Regions from separate parts of the Mus musculus genome. Here all the other regions are linked to region 1. A link is a loop called in an ENCODE intact Hi-C map of the cell type or tissue named here. Cell type or tissue: left cerebral cortex. All regions are shown on one strand.

Region 1 (2,500 bases):
CCCGCCCAGAAGAGGCGGGGGCGCTCTCTGCAACGCGCAGAGCCCTCCCCGACGCGCAAGCACTCGCCCGCACACACTTCTCTACCCTTCAGCTGCCCCTCCCCCTAGCTTCCTCTGTCTTTTTAATTCTCAATCTGCTTAACCAGGCTTTAGAGGCCAAGCAAATCTGAGATCAATTTTCTCGTTTAGCTCTAAGTGACATCATCTAAAATCATTGTGCTAGGGCTAAATAAGGAAACAGAGTCTAATTCAGGGGCAAATGCCAGGCTATATTTATCAAACGCCAGGCTCTAGAAAGCCTTGACCAGGAAACCTCTGACGGCAAAATCCGAGGTTTCTGTGCTTGGCTTGCCTGAGCTCAGTTCGGGCCACGATGCCTCCTCCTACGCAGCCCACTTTCATCCTCCGGGACTCGAGGGGGTCTGGGGGGTGAGGTCGGGAGGTGGTGCTCATTCCCTGAATCAAGGAGTCGCTGCAGCTCGAGCCGCGTCTGGACCGTTTGGAAGACACCAGCAGGTAACTGGCCTCCCAAAATGCCCTTGAGATGTAAAGGCCTTGGGAGGCTTGTTATGCGTTTGTGGTTTTGTCAAAGCGATGCCCATGGCAATAGGCCTGGGAAAGACGCACCAGCACCACAAAGTTGAGTTGCAAAGAATAAGAGGGAGCCACACGGCCAGAGACCTAGACGCGGATTGAACTCACACAAACACACGCGTGAGCGCGCTTCCTTGAGTTTCCAGAGAGAACCCCGAAAGGGCATTTCTCCAAAGAACTTGCGCCCACTGCTCTTCCAGAGCAGAGGGTTTTAAACGTGGAGCGGAGAAGGGGAATACAATCTGTCGATCCCTACCCTGGCTGCCAGCGTCTGCGTGCGGCTCATCAGTGCACGCGATACCCCGCGTGTCTGTGCGCGCAGACGAACAAAGTGTGGTGGTCACGGACCATTTCTGCCCCCCCCCCCCGAGCGTTTGGAGACCCTAAGCGTCCCCTACCCCCCCCCACCCTCCCCCGCGCGCCCAGCGCCCTCCTGGTGTGACGCCTGGGGCCCAAATTCGCTAGCTGGGCGAGCTTTCCATGAAAAGGCCGGACGCTGAGGCTCCCATTGCGCGGGTCCCCGCGGCTCCCGCCCGAGTAGCGGCGCGCGCCTTCCCCGGAGAGGTCAACCGGGAGCCTTCGGTCGCCGAGAGCAGAACCCCAGGCACGCTCCTGGGGCTGCGGACCGTAGACAAACCCCCGCCGTTCTCAAGCCAGTTCCCGGAGGAAGCTGAGCGATGAGCCCTGAACCGCCTCCTGGAGGCCGCGGGAAGGAGCTGCCGGCAAACTCCAAGCACCGTCAGCCTGGTGAGTTAACTCTACCGTGTGTGGACCAAGTATCCGCCAGGTATCTGGCCAAGAGTAAGATGTGCTGTCCTCTGGTGAGAACCCTGGAAAGGGCCAGCAGTGGGAGGTGAATGTGGGAGCCTAGGATTGTTGAGCCTAAGGCTAATGTATTGGAAGGTGCCAAGTTGGGATTCGAATGGAGGCAACTGGCTTTCAAGATCTCTCCTTCTCCAAACCCCCTTTCTAGCTCATACCACCAGGCTCCTCCGCCCCACCCAGACGGTGCGAGTCAGTTTAAACACTGCCAGGGAAGCCCAGTTGGGTGGAAACGAAGACAGCGAGTTGTTGAGGCCTGACAGCGAGGCGGGACGGCTAAGTGGATGCTGGAGAAATAATTGCTGGGAAAAATAAAATAAAACAGGGGCCAACAGAAGTCTTTTTGAAAGTTGCAGCGGCTAAGAAGCCAGATGGTGGAAAAGTCTGGCTGTTTGTGGCCCGCCTTGGTGGCTAGGCCTGGGAGTGTCTTCTTTCAGGTACCCAGGCACTTCTAGCTGGGCAGACCTGAGAGGCAGAGAAGAGTAGGAGTCTGGGCAGGGCACCCTGGCAGAGAAAAGGAGGCAACACAAAAATCCGGAGGCATTCTGGAATCCTTTGGGGCCTCAGTTTTTCCCCAACTGGAAATGTTCGTTCGATTTGCTTTTGGGGCCGCAGAACCTTGGTCCTTCACCCTGATCAGACAAAGGGTGCGGGTGACCTGGACTGCTTAAGGAAAGGCGGGGTCGGGAGTGTCCCTGTCCCAAGACAGATGGGTAGAGGTTAAGACTTTAATTGCTGCCTTTTGGGGCGGATCAGATTCCCTTTCCTACCTGCTTTCTTAACAGCGGAAAAAAAAAAAATCTCCCTCCTGCTGCACTCCTCCCTCCCCGGAACAAGTTTAAAGAAGAAAGCAGAAAGGCGAGAAACTGCTCGGCCGCGGAAAGCACTGGAGCCCCCAGCTGATTTGAACAACTCACCGGCCTCTGGAGCGTTACCTGCCTTCTTGATTGAGTGCCACCAGTCTCTTTTGCGTTCGTCGCGTGTCCCTCCCTCTTCTCTTCTTCCCCTCCCCCTCCCCCTCCTCAACGGGTCAAAAAAAAAAAAGTCTTTATTTGCCTCTTTAGTGGACACTAACTTTTAAAAG
Region 2 (2,500 bases), 210 kb after region 1:
AAATTATGATTTATTTATGTATATGAGTACACAATTGCTCTCTTCAGACACACCAGGAGAGGGCATCAGATCCCATCACAGATGGTTGTGAGTCACCATGTGGTTGCTGGGAACTGAACTCAGGACCTCTGGAAGAGCAGTCAGTGCTCTTAACCACTGAGCCATCTCTCCAGCTCGAGTATTTTTCTTGCGTGTATGTCTGTGTACCACACACATGCCTGGTACCTGCAGAGGCCAGAGATGGTGTCAAATCCCCAGGGATTGGAGTTATAGACAGTTGTGAGCTGCCATGTGGGTGCTAGGCCCAGGGCACTTTACAAGAGCAGCCAGGGTTCTTACCCACTGAGCCATCTGTCCAATCCCAACAAGGGAAATTTCTAGAGACCAGCTTTAGCTTTCAAAGCTACGAAATTTCTTACATTCACTCTATTTATCACCCAACCCCAAACAAACTAACTGCACACTATTACAGGAAACTCTACTTTGAAGTTCAAGATTCCTCTCATTTTCTGTGCAGGAGAACGAATAACAAAGCCAACGGTAACAAGAAACCTGCGTCCGAAGGGGTTCGAATTCACTTCTCTAGGTTCATATGTTTTTTTCCTCCTTTAGCTTAAAGCTCAATAATGCCATGTTTGTGATTTCTGTGCCTACAAGTCTGTAGCCTGTAGCCTGTAGAAATGAAATAAAATGGAAAATGAAATCCAAAGAGTCAACAGAAAAGAAGAAGAACAACCTTTGACATCTATCCAACATTTCGGCATTTCAATGTCAGATAGCTCTGACCTTGTGGTAGCTGTAATTACCACATATCACCACATATTAAAGCTGCTCTATATTAATTCAGTAAAGTGTCTTGACAAGCTTGAGATGTCCAAAATGAACTGCCACTTCACCTCCTTCTAACCTCTTATTTTTGCATTTTTGAAAAGAAAATGTCTTGGTGACTCCAGTCTGTAAATAGTGCTTCTTAACCCCAAGTCTGTAGTCAATAGCTTCTATTTGTGGGGAACGCTAGCGCCATCTAGTGGACACACGCCTCACTCCTTTTGTCAAATGATCTACGCAGCTGCCTCCAAAGATGCCCTGAAGTCACTCCTCTTACAACTTGGGTATAAAACCTGCACTTTTCTCTTCTTTCATTTTAAGGGATTTGTGTGTGCAAGGAATCAGTACTTTTTCGAGGACTCTAACATGCATTAGTTCAAATAACTCAATATTTTCACCTCAATGGAACCATTTTAGAGTCATATATTCATAGGTCAAAAATGGATCTAATGAGAAAGAAACCCACCGTTGGTGACTGAACCTGTCGCTCAGTGGCTTGAGCGAAGCTATAGGTTCAGTCACTACCACCTACACAACAACTTAGCTGCTAGGACCATGCTGAGCAGAACATTTATTTCACTAGCTATTAAAAAGCATTCCGGGTCCTAATTTTAAAATTTAACCATAAGCAAAACCACCTCCTTTTACATATGAAGTTGGGGATAAATATCTGAACTGTTATCACATAAATCTTTGCTAGATCAAGATAATTCTGCAGAGAAGAATCAAAGCCAATCTAATGGTAATTACGGATTTTTTAAAAAATGAATACCAATTAGAGAGTGAGAAAGAGCGAGTTCTTAGCAGACGATGATCTGTAAATGACTTTCTCCACCTTCTCTTCATAGAGCCGAAATAGTTTTGCTTAGTTCGTTTTGCTTCCATTAAGAGCATGCGTTACTTTTCCCTTAGAAAACAGAATGCCAATCAGTCTTAAATGTTGGTGTCAAAACTGGATTCCTGAGCACACTGTCCTATTCAGTTGTTGCCCAGCATTATCTGCTTCTTAATGGAATCTAGTGTTCTGCATAGGCTATGCTGTGCTGATCTACACTGTGTTCTGCACAGGCTATGCCGTGCTGATCTACACTGTGTTCGGCACAGGCTATGCTGTGCTGATCTACACTGTGTTCTGCACAGGCTATGCTGTGCTGATCTACACTGTGTTCTGCACAGGCTATGCTGTGCTGATCTACACTGTGTTCTGCACAGGCTATGCTGTGCTGATCTACACTGTGTTCTGCACAGGCTATGCTGTGCTGATCTACACTGTGTTCTGCACAGGCCATGCTGGGCTGATCTACACTGTGTTCTGCACAGGCTGGGCCGTGCTGATCTACACTGTGTTCTGCACAGGCTGGGCCTTGCTGATCTACACTGTGTTCTGCACAGGCCATGCTGGGCTGATCTACACTGTGTTCTGCACAGGCCATGCTGGGCTGATCTACACTGTGTTCTGCACAGGCTATGCTGTGCTGATCTACACTGTGTTCTGCACAGGCTGGGTTGTGCTGATCTACACTGTGTTCTGCACAGGCTGTGCTGGGCTGATCTACACTGTGTTCTGCACAGGCTATGCTGTGCTGATCTACACTGTGTTCTGCACAGGCCATGCTGGGCTGATCTACACTGTGTTCTGCACAGGCTGGGCCGTGCTGATCTACACTGTGTT
Region 3 (2,500 bases), 950 kb before region 1:
TTTGGGGGTAGAAAGAGATGAAGTGGGTCGGAGGAATAGGACCGCTACATGATCATCCATCCAATCCTAACTCGCAGTGTTCCTAAATCAAACAGGTCCTCTCACGGCTTGCACAATGAATTGTTGGTTACAAAATGTTCCACGCCAGTTTCTGGCCATTCCTAGGAAAGTCTGGATAAAGCAGTGTGTAGAAAACAATCTGCATTAAGTTTGACTTAAAACTGGGAGGCAATGAGTCCTTAAACCATCTCTTCGGTGGTGTCTGTTTTTGCACGGAGTTGCAGGGATACATCTTTCCTAATTCACTGCATTAGAATCTTACCAACCCAAAGCTTCCATGAGGAACCCCTGCAGGTTAAATGCCACCTTCCTAATTGCTCTCCCATTGTTTACACTATGGCCAACAAAATGGGCACATCTGTTTGCAATAGTTAACAAAACCTTCCTTTGTTACCATTGTTATAAACCTTGACAACTTAAATAGAGGAGAGAAAGGAATTTTCCCATAACCACACACAATCCATTTGGTTGCTATTCTCTTTTCCAGTTACCAGAAAACATCAAGCAACCACTGCAGCCCACACTAACTGCTTAACGTTAATTAAGAACCGCAGCAGAGAAGATACAGGGCACACCTTTTGGAGAGTTTCGGCAAGATCTTTAAATATACTTATTTTTCCACTTTCATTCCTCTGTTTTTCTAAGATTATCTTGCTGAGTTATAAAGACTTTATATCATATATCACCAATTTATGTAAGACAAGTGTCTTAACCACGCTGTTTATTTTTCCATAAAATTGGAATCACAACTAAGTACTTGTTCATTAACTACATATTAAGTAAAAAGAATTTCTTGCTATAAAACCAGATCAAGTACGTGATTTGTGAAAATCTGTTCCAAGAAACACTGATGCGGGCAAAGTGGAAGTGTGTGTGTGTGTGTGTGTGTGTGTGTGTGTGTGTGTGTGTGTGTATGTGTGTGTGTGTAGCCTGAAACTCCTCGTTTCATAAAATTCTCCAAGCAGTAACTGTCCTGCTCAACTTCAATTCCGAGTTCTATCTCTGGAATATTATGGGGACAAATTGTATGTGAAATGTGTGGAATTCTTCTCCTCGAAGTTCATTTATATATGTAAATTCTTGGAGAGAAAAATATGTGTCACATCTGTGATAAGAATACTATTTCTGGGCTGGAGATATGGCTCAGCCATTAAATGCTAGGCTCACAACCAAAAATATAAGAATATTTCTTCTACTCACATTAGGGACAATTTTGATTAAAAGTCATAGAACTAGAAGTTTAAAAACATAATAGTGGAAATTCAGGAACACTGAGATTTAAAAAGAGTTGTTCTCTAGAGTAGGAAAATCCCTCAAAATCCTAATTTAAGCTTAGTAGCTGACAAAATCAAATTTGCAAGTCTCTTTTCTTATTCTTGCAAACCCTGAAGCAGTTGGGTGGACTCACACTGGCTGGGACAGTTATGAGGGAGCTGGAGGCCAGCCCGTCAGCTTCTGGGCTTGGGGAGGGAGGGGGGGGGCACTGACCCCACCAGCAGTGACTTTGCTTGCTGTCACCTCTTCTCAGTCAGGTAAGCCACTGCGGATGTTTTAAAACTGCTTTGTGTGAGTGAACAGTTCAAAGGTCATTTATTTGATGTGCCATCCACTCTGTCTTTGGTGCTTTGCAAACCAACAACACCCATGTCTAAAGTAGAGAGTAAAAGGAAGTTGGGCTCTCTCTCAGTCATGATCTGAAGGGACGGCAGCTTTAAATCAGCAAGTGATGACTATCAGGAACGCTGATCTGGTTTAAACATACACTTATCTTACTCTCAGGTCTGGGCTTCTCGGACAATTTATTTTATTACCTACACTAACTGAGTTCTCTCCCCCCCCCCCCCGTATCCATTACCACTTAAAATACGAACAAAGGTCACTGATTGCATTAATTTTAAACATTTTTCTGAATTTTAAACTTTATCTATAGATCTCTTAAAGAAGCAAGTATTTTGCAAATATCAAATGTCATAAATCAGGTTATCTATGTGCCATATCTTATTCAATAAGTTGTTCTTTTATCACAATAGGGTGGTTCCACTCTGTATACTAAGAAATAAATGTAATTATTAGTTTTGAAGCTTTAGGAATAAAAATTATGATATCATATGTTCTAAAAAAGGACAGGGTTTGAGTACTGTTCAATTGATTGTTTTAAATGCTACCGAGAAGTATTAAACGTTGTACAAATCAATATCATATGTTCTCGTTTAAATCTGCAGTACAATAGTTTGAAATATTCTTTGTGGTTAGACTGTTAGAATTTTAGAAAAATGCCCTTCAGCAGACATCTCAGTAGTAATAGAGCCTTGGTCATTTTGTAGTTTTGATAAGAGCTGTAAGTAGAATTTAAACTGCTTTTGTGAAATAATATGCTTAATTTTTAACTTACGGAATTGGGTAGATTAATTTTTCATTTTGCCCTAACATGTTGACAGAA

The links. Peaks named below come from ENCODE experiments on the same cell type or tissue, not always from the same donor. Only the 100,000 strongest peaks of a DNase experiment are listed, where the experiment ranks them.
Region 2: it touches region 1 in a loop (2.3-fold over the local background); 3 of 42 quality-filtered maps call a loop at or near these places.
Region 3: a loop joins it to region 1, with 4 times the contacts of the local background. A loop is called at or near these places in 4 of 42 quality-filtered maps.

The regions. Positions count from the first base shown.
Region 1 is chr6:23,248,473-23,250,972 of GRCm38, forward strand. It overlaps a transcript of Fezf1 not described here. Among named protein-coding and RNA genes, the nearest start is that of Fezf1, 1.5 kb to the left of the region's middle. In left cerebral cortex, a CTCF peak has its summit at 1,253 (motif pointing left); DNase peaks (open chromatin) are centred at 557 and 1,755.
Region 2 is chr6:23,456,928-23,459,427 of GRCm38, forward strand. The region is part of intron 8 of Cadps2 (Ca2+-dependent activator protein for secretion 2); the gene reads right to left. Among named protein-coding and RNA genes, the nearest start is that of Gm38775, 110 kb to the right of the region's middle. In left cerebral cortex, CTCF peaks have their summits at 1,022 (motif pointing left) and 1,225; a DNase peak (open chromatin) is centred at 1,019.
Region 3 is chr6:22,293,720-22,296,219 of GRCm38, forward strand. All of the region lies in intron 3 of Wnt16 (wingless-type MMTV integration site family, member 16), which reads left to right. Among named protein-coding and RNA genes, the nearest start is that of Wnt16, 6.7 kb to the left of the region's middle. In left cerebral cortex, no CTCF peak of the experiment used is centred here; no DNase peak of the experiment used is centred here.